2 separate regions of the Homo sapiens genome follow, and region 1 is linked to region 2. The links are chromatin contacts, found by Hi-C in ENCODE. All regions are on one chromosome and are shown on one strand. The core of a region is the stretch at or near the end of the contact, and the rest is flanking DNA. Distances in the headings are between cores, read along the strand shown. Region 1 holds the start of SPATA18 (spermatogenesis associated 18). Region 2 holds the start of RASL11B (RAS like family 11 member B).

What was found. A loop is a pair of places that touch in the nucleus more often than their neighbours do. Pooled maps may share reads with other maps.
Region 1: a loop to region 2 is called in a map with no recorded cell type, with 4 times the contacts of the local background. The contact joins the promoter of SPATA18 here to the promoter of RASL11B in region 2. A Hi-C loop is called at or near these places in 1 of 37 single-sample maps with no recorded cell type and 4 of 50 pooled maps.

The regions. Positions count from the first base shown.
Region 1 is chr4:52,049,495-52,055,714 of GRCh38, reverse strand. It overlaps SPATA18 (spermatogenesis associated 18), which reads right to left and starts at 4,411. Exons shown (of 13, transcript NM_145263.4): 1 at 3,924-4,411. The coding sequence starts at 4,010. RefSeq lists enhancers at 3,619-3,968, 3,761-4,260, 4,261-4,762 and a silencer at 4,139-4,438.
Region 2 is chr4:52,859,372-52,865,193 of GRCh38, reverse strand. RASL11B (RAS like family 11 member B) reads right to left here and starts at 2,877. Exons shown (of 4, transcript NM_023940.3): 1 at 2,545-2,877; 2 at 1,870-1,926; 3 at 640-716. The coding sequence starts at 2,686. It overlaps LOC124900700 (a long non-coding RNA gene), which reads left to right and starts at 2,989. Exons shown (of 2, transcript XR_007058115.1): 1 at 2,989-3,110; 2 at 3,463-4,045. RefSeq lists silencers at 2,558-2,852, 2,824-3,313.

The DNA of each region.
Region 1 (6,220 bases), core at 3,162-5,661, 810 kb after region 2:
GAAATTGATTTAATTGCTCTCGCGTGGGGCCTGGTCATTGGAAACATAAAAGCTTTTTAGACAATTCCTATATGCAATGAAGATTGATAACCACAGCATTAGTGGGTAACAAAACCAATTTAGTGAGTCTCAAACAGCAAATAATACTAAAAAGAAAATAGAGAAACACACCACAATGAGTAAAGGTAAGAATTATTAATGAAACTTGAGTTTTTAAGTATAAGGGTTTATGTGTGCTATATTGTGAAGTAAAATGCATTGAGTCCTGTAGGTAAGTTTTAAAAACAATGTTCTAGGGGACAATGCCTTGCCTGTGTTGAGAATCACTAGTATTGGCAATGAGAGCCATAAAAATGATGCTTCAAACAGCTGTATCAAAGTTGGATTGGAAGTGGGCATGAATGAAGGCAGGGAAATGAATAAGAAGTTTCCACGTTATAAGTGTAGAACTGAAATAAGTAAACTTCAAACACATTCTAATGGCTTTGTGCAGACAGGAAAGCAAGAGTTAATAGAAAAGAATAAAATATTCAGGAATACAACCACCAACATTATTAACATAAAGACATGTTCTTTTAAAGTCACTAACCCCTGTCACACAAATATGGGCTAAGAGCCTCCTTTGGCTACCATGATTGCTGCAAAAATACTGCTAGTTCTGTTACAGGCAAAATTTTCTGGACTGCATGAAGCTACTGTTAAAATAGAGATCTTAAGACTAATATAACAGACTCTTTACAGCAATAAGATAAAGACCTAAGGTCATGCCAGGCAAGGATTAAGTCACATACCCCTACACATAAAGAATCAACCATGTTCTAATTGTCAAAAGGTTTTTTCTTTTTATCTAGTAGCTAAGCAAGTACTGGCCTCGAGATAAACAATGTTAAAACAATTGCAACTCACTGACCACCAGACTCTGACTAACTGATCCCCTCCCGTTCCACAGTCCATAACTGCAACTTCAACTGGATAAGAGACTGATTTCAGTAACTTTCTCTTGATAAGAGATCACGGACCATAGGCTGGTTCTGGCCGGTCCACAGAGGCTGTACACTAAGTTCCTTCATGTCCCTGCCTCCACCTTTGATGTATAGGGCCTAATTGTAATACATTTAAATGTTAAGCTTCTACCCCAAAATGAATATAGGATGAACGTAACATGCATGTTTGCTTACTATGCTTGTGAGCGTTCCCCCTTCGTGAATATTACCTGTTGAATATGTATACATGTGGCCAACCCATTCATCATTAATTCCTGCCTTACCTTTCCTACCTCCAAGTGCCTGCCTCTGGTTTCAGCAGGGGCCTGCTTCCCAGCCTGCAGGTTGCTACCCTTTCTAAGAAATAAAGCTCTCCTAAGAAAGTGAGGATGTTACTATCTCACTCAAATATCAACAGGTGAAAAGTTTTTCAGGCAGAGAAAACAGTGAGTGCAAATGCCCTGAAGCAGAAGCATGTCCACATCTCTAGAACTGTGCTGTCTGAGACAGCAGCCATGAGCTGCATGTGGCTATCTGAATTTAAATTGGACTTAAGTCAAATTAAAAATTCTGTTCTTCAGTGTGTACTTGCCACATTTCAAGTGCCCAATAGTCACCTTATTGGACAATGCAGATATAGAACCTGTCCATCATCATAGAAAGTTCTATTGGACAGCATTGCTCTAGGACGAGCAAGAAAGCTGGTACTGCTGGAGTGGGCTGAGCAAGGGAGAGAGTAACAGATAAGGTTAAAGAGCTTAAAGGGGCACAATTGTGTAGGACTTTGAAGGTCACTGTAGGAGCTTTGGCTTCTTCTGACTGAAATAGGAAATTTGGAGTGTCTTGCAAAAAGAGTAACTTGATCTGACTTGACATTTAGAAGCATCTCTTTGGGTTGTTATTTTTGTAATAATCCAGGTGAAAGATGATCAAGGATGGAGAAGGGTGGTAGCAGTGGGGGTGGTGAAAAGTGTTTAGATTCCGTATGAACTTTGAAGTTAGAACCAACAGATTATGATGGTGAAAAGGGAGTGGAGTATATAATGATGAAGACGACTTAGAAAAATGAGACCTGTGGTTGGGGCATGGGAGAGGCTAAATTCCATTTTGGACAGATTTGACTTTGAGCATTCTGAGCATTTCAATAGCATTCACTATTGAAAGATGTCCAATGGGCAGTTGGAGAAGTGAGAGCTCAGATGGGAACACATCCTATAGAAATAAGATTCATCAGCATACTTGTAACAGATGAAGCAGGAGTGGAGGGGGAAGAATACAGGTGTCAACATTCCAATGTGATAATGATGCCTGCAAACTCAAGAGAAATGATGGAACCTGGGGAGTGGCCACAAGGTATGAAAAACACTGGTGGCTGTGAGTGCAGCCTCTACTGTAGAGAGATGAAGGGAAAACAGCTGGATGGAAATGGTTTTAATGAGAGCAGAGAATGGGATGTTATCAAGACAGGAAAATGTAATAAACTAAGGCACTTCTCATCACTTACAGGGAGTTTCTAAAATAATTGTTTATTAGTTCCAGACAAATCCTAGTGTTATTTGTAATAAACATTGTGACAAACAACATGTTTTTTTAAAATTCAGAGTTTAGTTAGGCCACTGGGCAAAAAAAAAGGGGTAAATACTGTATACATGTTAGAATTTCTTATTCTCAACCTCCTGAGACTAAGTAGTAGGTACTTTTAAAATTAGTTGGGGGGAACCCAAGTCTTTTATGATAAAGAGGTCATTTTAACTTTCCAGAATTCTTAATGGAGAAGGAATGGTCAGCGCTTGTTCTTTAAAAGGGAGCAAAGGACTGAACAGGAAGCACTAGAAAGGAAGGCTAAGGAGAAAGCTGTAGCTGCTCTTTGAGCTCCCCTCCACTTCAGGAGCACTGGTTAAAGGGTGAATGGGGAAGCCTAAGGACCTCATAACAGGCAGGATCTCAGAAACAAGCTAATCTAGGCTCAAAAACTTAAAATCTGAACAGGAAATTTACATATCATCTAGACCAATCTCTGCTATTTCACAGATGAGGTACTAAGACCAAGAGAAGTTAAATAATTTGACTCCGTCATTCAGCTAGTTCTATGCAGAGCCAAATGTAGAAACAAGGGGGGGCTAATTTCCGGTCCACAGTTCTTTTGCCTGGCCGCTCCACTTATTATGTAAGAGGGGAAATCCCTATTTAAGACGGACCGACCGAATGTAAAGCAAATTCAACACTCACCGTTCTATTTGGGGGAAGGGGGGAATTATGGGGAGGCAGGGTGCGAGTAGGGATTAATGAGATTTGAAAAGTGCTCATGGGTTTGGTGACAGAATACTGGCTTCTCACAAATGCCTGGAAAAAGGCCTGAATCCGCCCTGGTGTTGGAACTGTGCCTCAATTTCCAGGCCCACCAGCACGCAAGTGAAACCCGCAACGTTAACAAGTGTCCGTTTCGCTGATTTCTGGGTAAATAACTCCTGGGTGTGTGTTTATACAAATCCATTCTGATACAAACCCTGGGCAGGAGAGGGTTGTAGTAAAAAATAATTCGGGATTGGGGAAGCAGGCGGTGTGGATTGCGCTGGCAAGGGGGATGGGAAAGAGTGGCAGGCATGACCAGACCAGCCGCGGACAGCAGGGCTTCCCTATTGCTAGGTCGCCGGCGTCCTTAGTTACCACTGATTGGAAGCACTCTCCAGTCTCCGCAGCCTAGTGCTGCGCTCCGCAGGCCGCCTGCGCGCCGCCTCCCGAAGCTCTGAGACAAGGGCATGTACACACATGTCCTTCCTTCCCCAGCGATCCCGGTCGAAAGCTGAGATCCTGGTTAGGAATCGCAACCGCGGAGGCTTTGCAAAGTGGCCACCAACTCCAGCCCTAAGAAATCCCCGACAAGGGCTGTGCTGGAACCTATGGGAGGGCGAACCCCGGGGGTTTTTCACCCAGACTCACGTTGTACTCCTTCAGCCAGAAGTCTAGCTTTTCCTGCAACGTTCGTAAAGTTTCGTTTGAGACCAGTCTTTTCAGGTTTTCCGCCATCGCTCACTATTCCTCTCGGCCCCACGCTGCGCGATGGAGACTTGGGGGGACCAGGCGGTGGCCTCCGCAGGACCGTGGGGTGATATGGCGGGAAGGGTGTTCTCTTCTGGGGGGCTCAGAGCGCGGCAGGTGTTTCCATCCTCCCCCTCGGGTCGGACCTGGCCGGGTTCGGGAAGCCAGAGGGGAGGTGCCCTGGGCCGCAGCCGCCGCGCCTCATCCGCCGTCCCGCGCGGTCTCCTGGCTCCCCAGCAGCCGCCTGAGCCCGGCCATAGATACCCTGGCGATTATTAAACAAACCTTGACGTGGACGGGTTGGCTGCCAGGGACGCGCGCGGCCCGCGTCGTGGCAACGCCCGCGCCGCCCCGCCCTGGGTGACAGCCGCGCGCCCCAGGGGTGGACTGAGACGCGCAGCCGCGCGGGCTGGAGGGCAGCAGGGCGTCTACAGCATTCCTCCCCATTCGGGGTTCTGGGTGCCCACGCGTGTCCAGAAAAGCAGAAGTTAAGTCTCTATAGAAGTTTGGGGCTAGGCTCTCAGGAGATCACCTCTTTGGCCCCTTTATTCTTTCGCCTTTCATTCCTTTAATTCTTCATTTGTAGCGCCTTGGGTTTACCTGTATGAAACTTGTAACTAAAATTTCAGTACTTCTTACTTCTAGCTTTTACTTTGTTCCTTGACCCACTGGGTGGGTACCCAAGTTAATAGAGTTTAGCTCCAGGATGTTCACAAATTAAAGTTAATCCCTCAGGTTTGGATAAGATTTGGCAGTATGTATTTTAGTACTTTTTTTTTTAGAGTCATTGAGCACTCTAAAGCTTCATTTAATTCTGAATTCTCTAATTGGGACTTTCTTGACCTAGTTTGGCACTATTTCAAAAGTGTGTATTCTGCTACAGAAACAGGTTCAACTACTTAGGAAACCATTTCGACCATCTTTAAGCGCTTTCGAAGCAAGCTCTTTTATATACCATCAAAAAATGTGCTGATTATAAATCATTCCTATCCATTCATTAAAACAGCGGTGGGGAGCAGAGCCTCAGCTGGTTAGCTAGCTAGTTTAACTTAGTTTCATCTCTGTAGGTACTTGAAAATCTGTGAACACTGCATATATTCAAGTATTGTAAAATCAAGAATTTTCACCACCTCTCATTTTTTATTTCTCTTGATTACAGTGGCTTTACTATCTGCTAATGAAAATGAAAGGCTCAGTTTTGGAGCCTGTGTTCCTACTATTTTCTGTAGACCACAAAATAAGGACTATAGGGGTATAACATGTTATTTGATTGGAGTAGAATAATAATTTCTAATGTTAAAAATACCCACTCAACAAAACAGCTAAATATTCATTAAACAACTTCATATATATATATATATATATATATATATATATGTAAAATGAATTGAGAAAAACTTCAAATTTCTCAATTTGGACCTAATAATTACATATTTCTACAGGCATTTGGAATCTTTGAACAGTCCCATTTACTTATTCATAAAAACCCATATTGGAACATTTATGTCAGATAAATTAGAGGTAAAGGATTTTTCCTTGCTGTGAGCACCTTAATTAGCCTGTAATCCTTGGTTTCATCATCTGTAAAAGGAAAATAATTCTCTCATAGGATTATTATGAAACTTAGTAAGATAATTCATGTATTTAGTACAATGCTTGGCAAAATGCAGTAGCAATTGCTCTAGTAATTGCTGTTTATTAAATATAAACTAATACTGGCCTACATTTGCTATTATTAAGAATGTGGATTAGTATGTTTATATTTAATAAAGAAAACTAGTTGTAAACAATCTAAACCTCCAACAATAGGGTAATGGTTAAGCAAATAATGAAATGTTGCACACTAAAAATCTTGTTGTTGTAGAATATATACTATCTACAAATTTTCACTATAACGAAAAAGGCAGAACACTAAATTGTATACACTGTGTTAAATTACACAATGTGAACCCAAGGTATAATTGTGGGTTATTTTAATTGCTCTTTTATATTTTTCTGATTTTTTCAAGTTTCTATCATGAATATGAATTGTTTGTATGAAAACTTATTCAGAAAAAAGTTACCCCAAACAGTTACTAACATGGTTTGGCTGAGTCCTTGCCAAAATCTCATCTTGGATTCCACGTGTTGTGGGAGGGGTCCAGTGAGAGGTAATTGAACCATGGAGTCAGGTCTTTCCTGTACTATTCTCGTGATAG
Region 2 (5,822 bases), core at 1,628-4,127:
GCTTTCTTGACAATATGTTGATCCAGCTGCACAGAGTGGGAATAAATAACAGTGCAGCTTACCACACTCAAGTGGAAAATTGACCTGCAGAGAACTCCATGCAGAGCGACTTTGTAGTTGCACAAAATGGGAAATTAACTGGCTAGACAGTAAGTCTGGGGAAGTAAAGATAGGAGCTGGAAGCATTTAAACCTGGATAACTGCCCAGTTCAGGAGGCGGGGGGAAAAACCCTAGCATGGCGCTTTTGTCTATAGAGCAACTTTCCAGTACAAAAGCGATTCCAAGTATTTGCAGACTATACCCAGAAGCTTGGTTTTTCATGCCAAAGACACACATATTAAAACTGGACTTTTAAACCACAGCAAGGAAAACACCAATTCCAACTGCATTCGGTTTGGGCTTTCCGGCTGTGTTGAATCCTTCTAAAGGAAGATTTCTGCCCCCTAGCCAAATCTCCCAAACTAAACCATGCTAAGATCGACCAACAGCCAGATACAATTGAATTGTCAGACATGTAAAAGTCTAGATGTGACTCCCCAAATTTCTCTGATCCTGCAGCATGAGGAACTTTGAGAAGAAGTGAGTGATTCCACAGCCAAGTAGGTTCCCCTTTCACCCAGAGTCTCAGAGCTTCTCACCTGAATACCTGGAGTGTCTTGAACCTGAAGAGCCAGGGTTTCACCTTCTATCTGAACTTGTCTAGTATAGAGATTACCTATGAAGGCAAATAAAAGAGATTATGTTCTTCCTTCTTGTACAACTTTTAAAACATTGTGAGTTTTAAGCTAGAAAAAAAATGCACAATGCATAAATGCACACAAAACAGCGATAGTTTATTTCTATTTGGTGGGCTTACTTCAGATTTTTTTTAAAAAACAACAGCAATTTTAACCCTATGTTAGATTTATTAAAACCAGGGCAAAGTTTGCAAGTTTTTGAAAACTTATTTATCTAGTTTTAAACAAAGTTTCCATTTTTAGAGTACTCCCTTGATGCAAATTATCTTGCTCAGCCTATGTGAGGTTTCTGTTTTCTTGAGTACTTGATTCATTCTTTGACTGTAACTTTGTATTTTGGCCGTTAGATATAATGGCTTGCTAGACAAATACTGTTAGTAAACACACAGCCAATGTTATCAGTTGGAATAAAAATGTGATATAATTATAATCAACTCTACATCAAATCAGAAGGCTGCCATGTCTTATCTTGGGATAGCTTATACAGCTCATTTCAAATAATCCCCTATAGGTACTCATATGGTCTACAGAGTTAAGCAATTTGCTAACAGAGCATAGGCAGAAAGCTCTTAAGCCTCCCCAGTGGCTATTCTTAATCATAAGGATTGAAAAATGTGTCCTCTCATTTATTCGGGAATTCTCCTCCTAAAATTCTACCATCCAGTTGTTTGTCTTTGTTAAGAAGGAGGAACTTTAGGTTTACAACTGCTCTCCTTTGGCCTTTGCTTTAAAAGGTCACCTCTGAAAGGCAGCCAGCAGAGAAGGAGAGGGGTGGGGGAAGGAGCTAGGGACTCCTTTTTTTTTTTTTTACGACTTTTGCAGGAGTGTTTTGAAGGGAGAGGTTCTTGACTACAAAGGGTGCTTCCAACTGGGGTCACTATAGTTAAAACATACCAAGGGGAATACTTTCAGGCACTTGATAAAATGATGAATGGGCTTGGAATGGAATGAGGCCAGATGGTAGTTATGGGAGGGGGGCGCCATGGAGGGCTGGGGACTGGGGAAAGTTTTAAGTGGCGGGATCCTCAGGCTCGGACTGTCACTGAAAGAACCTCCCTGGGAAGCGCTGGAAAATGGGAACCGCAGTCCTCCTGCAATGGGACAGAATTTTTCTCAAATGCATTGTCTCACCTGCATTTCTTTCATAGTCACCGATGAATCGTTTGGTGAGGAACCGGACCACCAGTGCTGCACGTCAGAAAAAAGAACGTCAAAGTGTTAACCTTGGAAGTTAGATTGTTCTCCACCCCACCCCCTGCCTGGAAAACAGTTCTCCCAAAGAAAGCCATAGATGGCCACCAAGTGAAATTCCTACCCTGTAGCTCCTTGACCCTTCTTTCCAGACAAAAAGGAGGGGGCTAGAAGGCATCGTGAATTATGGCTCTGTGCAGCTGGAAGGCTCACTGGGCCCACCCCCTCCTCTGAGCCCGGCTGAGCCACACCTAAGCCTTCCAGTAGACCCATGTCTTCCTAACCTTCAAGACCTCCCAGGGGGGCTAGCTTCACTAACTCCCCTTTCTGTGCCAGGCATTGCCAGAGGCTCAAACACCCCAAAGTTCTGATGGCGGCGGTGCCGGTGGTCCCCAGAAAGCTGCCTGGCCATTCTTGATCCTTGTTTCCCCCGTCTGTGGAAGCAGGCGGGTGGCGTAGACAACGGCTAAGCCCACTCCCAAGGGGCAGCGGCTCCCTGCGCGGGGACGGAGAGCGGTCGGGCTGCAGCTCCCACCGCTCCCCACGCCTTGTTCAGCCTCAACTCCCGTCAGGGGTCGTCCAAGACCAGACCCAGGGCTAAGCGCGACGACTCACCGGTCTTGCCCACGCCGCTGGCGCCCACCACGGCGATCTTGACCAGGCGGCGGCCGGCGGCGCCCACACAGCAGTCGGAGGCCGCGGCGTTGCCCGGCGCGGGGTACTCGGCGATGGTGCACATGTTCTGAATGAGGCGCATCGCCTCGGCTGCGGCGCACCGCGCGGGAAGGGACTGAGGGACTGGAGAATGCTAGCGCTGCGCGGGAGCGGGCGGGAGGACCCGACTGCGGGGCTCCGCGGTAAGAAATAACAACAATAAATAAGTGCAGGTACGGGCGGGGTGGGGCCGAGCGCCGAGGTTCCGCAGGGCTCAGGCTCCAGACCCAGACTGCACTCGCGCGGCGCGCCGGCTGTTTTCTCCGCGGCCGGCCCCGCCCCCTCTCCCCACAGCCAATCCCGGGGCGCCCTACACGAGGCCCCGCCCCCGGCGCCGCTCCGCGCGCGCGACGCCCCCGGAGGCGCCTGGAGTCAGTGCGGAGCCCCGTGAGGCGCGGGGAGAAGAGGCAGCGGGCGGAGGGGAGCAGCGGGTGGTCCGAGGCGGCGCAGCCCAGGGTGGGCGCCTGGTAGGTCCTGCCGCGCGAGCATGGGGCAGCTGCTGTGGCTGCGGGGCCAGGAAGAGAGCGCAGCCTCCACAGAGCCATTCCGGACCGCTGCCTCCGCCGGCTCCACAGCCCACGCGCGCACTCGCTGCAGCCCCAACCTAGGGCGTCTGCTCTGGGCGGGCCGGGAGCGGTGTTTGCTCCCCGGCTTAGTGCCGCCCGCCCTGATTTGGAGCGATTGCACTGGCTTGGGTACATCCCAGCTCATAGATTCAGCTACAGTTGGCAATCATCCGCAAAGACTCCAGCCTAAGACCTTTAGACCCCCGTAAAATGTGACATTTGAAGCAAAAATATCATCCACGTTTTATCCTAGACCCACGTTCTCTGGCTCTTGTCGACGGCGCAAGCTAACGCAAACACACATGGTCGGACGCATGCACAGCACGCCTAGAAGCGGATCAAGAAGTAATTATAGAACAAGCTTTCCAGCGCCTCACTCAGTCACACCTCCTTCAAGAGCTGTGAAATGGAAAGAAAACAGTTACTCCAGCTGCGACGTCTGAAGGGGCCCCGCACTTCGTCCCTGGTCATAAGACACCGCAAGAGTTTAGTTAAGTGGCTTGATACCAAGGAAGAGGTGGGCCCTGCACTCCTAAAATCCCAAGCTCCGGCCCCTTACAGTCTCATCTGAGAAACACATCTTCAACGGCAGGCCAAATTCCTCCTGCGAGCAACATTCTGTAGCTGCAGCTGATGGCAAGATGTCACCAGCGGCTGATGGCAAAATGTCACCAGAGTCGCGGGTTAACCACCCCATCCGCTATCCAAGGCCCTCTCCCCGCTACCCTTTCAACCTTGTCCCAGAGGCTTTTATGTTGGGGTATGGCAACAAACTCTGTGGCTTTGTGTACCCACCCACATTAAAGGCTAAAATGTGAAATAAACCAGTGCCCTTATCCGCACATGTCAGTCATCTAATTTGACCCCCTCTTCCAGCCAGAACTTAATTGACCAGGTATTTGACAGAATTTTATGATCCTCAGCCAGTTCAGACTCTGAGATGAACCTCTTGTCTACAGAGGTTTAGGTGTTTGCAGGAATGCAAGGAGAAATAGAAAGGTAATCTCAAGGTAGCAAGTTTTCTAGGATGGGCCACGTAATTAGAAAGACACACAACCTTACAATAAACATAATAAAAGGCTGACTTCTAGGGAGATCACTAGAACGAAACAGCCATTTGAGTCAGAAAGAAAAAGCATTTCCAATATGCACCATGTCTTTCTGCATGGTTTAAATCAGACTTGAATGTCACTTCTATAAAATCAAACTTTGCAAGACTGTAATTACAGGTAACCATGTACTTTTAAAATCTTTCCCCTCCAAAAAGCCTGCTATTCTATCATGCTTACATGGTAAAATAATGATGTAGGCTAAAGTACTAGTTTAACATACACACACACACACACACACACACACACACACAGAGACATGACAAAAGCTGTCAAGGGGAATTTTGCTTTGAATCATTTAGTTTCTTGGGCTTGATTTTCATTACCATAAGCCCATACAAAACCCGTGATTTTTCTGTCTGCAACGCAAAGGCTTGATTTGGTGTTCTTATTTTAGATCTAAATGATCTGGCTATGCTTTAAAGAACACAGAAAAGAGAGAAGCAAGAGAAAGATGTAAAAAAGAAAAGAGAGCTATTCAAATTCCAAATACCTAGCATATAGCCCATCTCCACTCCACCTACCTCTCCTTCTGGGACATTCATAGAGTTAAAAAGAGGAAGGAGGCAAGGCAGGAGAAGTGACGATACATAATGAGCGCTTGTTTCATTCTAGGTTGTACACAGGGGTTTTGCATTTAAAAATCTCATTTTACCTTCATAACAGTCCTATGAGGTAGGTATTACCATTACTTCTAGTTGCCGTTATCTATTGCTGCTTAGTAAACCACCCCAAACTTTAGTGGCTCGCAGTTCTGTGTGTTGACTAGGCTTAGCTGGGGAGTGCTTACCTAGGGTCTCTCATGTTGTTGCAGTCAGATGGCAGCTGGGGCTGCTATCATCTGAAGGCTCAACTAGGCTGGACATCCAAGATGGTATCTTCGTTCATATGTCTGTGTGTCAGCTGGAATGGGCAGAACAGCTGGGACTAGCTCAGGCTCTCTCACAACATGGTGACGGGCTTCCCTTTGAGTGAGCATTCTAAGAAACCAAGTAGAAGCTGCTAGTCTCTTAAGACCTACACTTGGAAATTGGCACCGCATCACTTCTGCTCTGTTCTATTGGTCAAGTGTCACAGAGCCCACCCAGATTAAAGATCAAGGGGCAGGAACATCGATCCTATCTTTAAGTGGGAATGGTGTCAAAGAATGTGTGGCCATCTGTAATTCACTACGCTTCCATTTTACAAGTGAGAAAGCAAAGTCTCGGGTTAAAAAACTCTTCCAAAGTTACATATCCTGCAAGGGACAGAGCCTTTTCTTTTTTTTTTTTTTTTTTTTTTTTTTTGTCAAGCTAAAAGAGATGAGGATGGGGAATTGAAACATGAGGAGGGGTTTGGGAAGAAAAGAAAGAAGTATTTTGCCAAGGTTCAATTTTACCTCAGCATCTGGAGTTTCTAGCACTTCCTTTGATCTTAAGAGGTTTAGCCCAGACAATTCAGTCCCTGGAAGCCCTTAGAATGCCAGAATATGAATTCAATAAATATTTATTGGATGTCTGGGCTA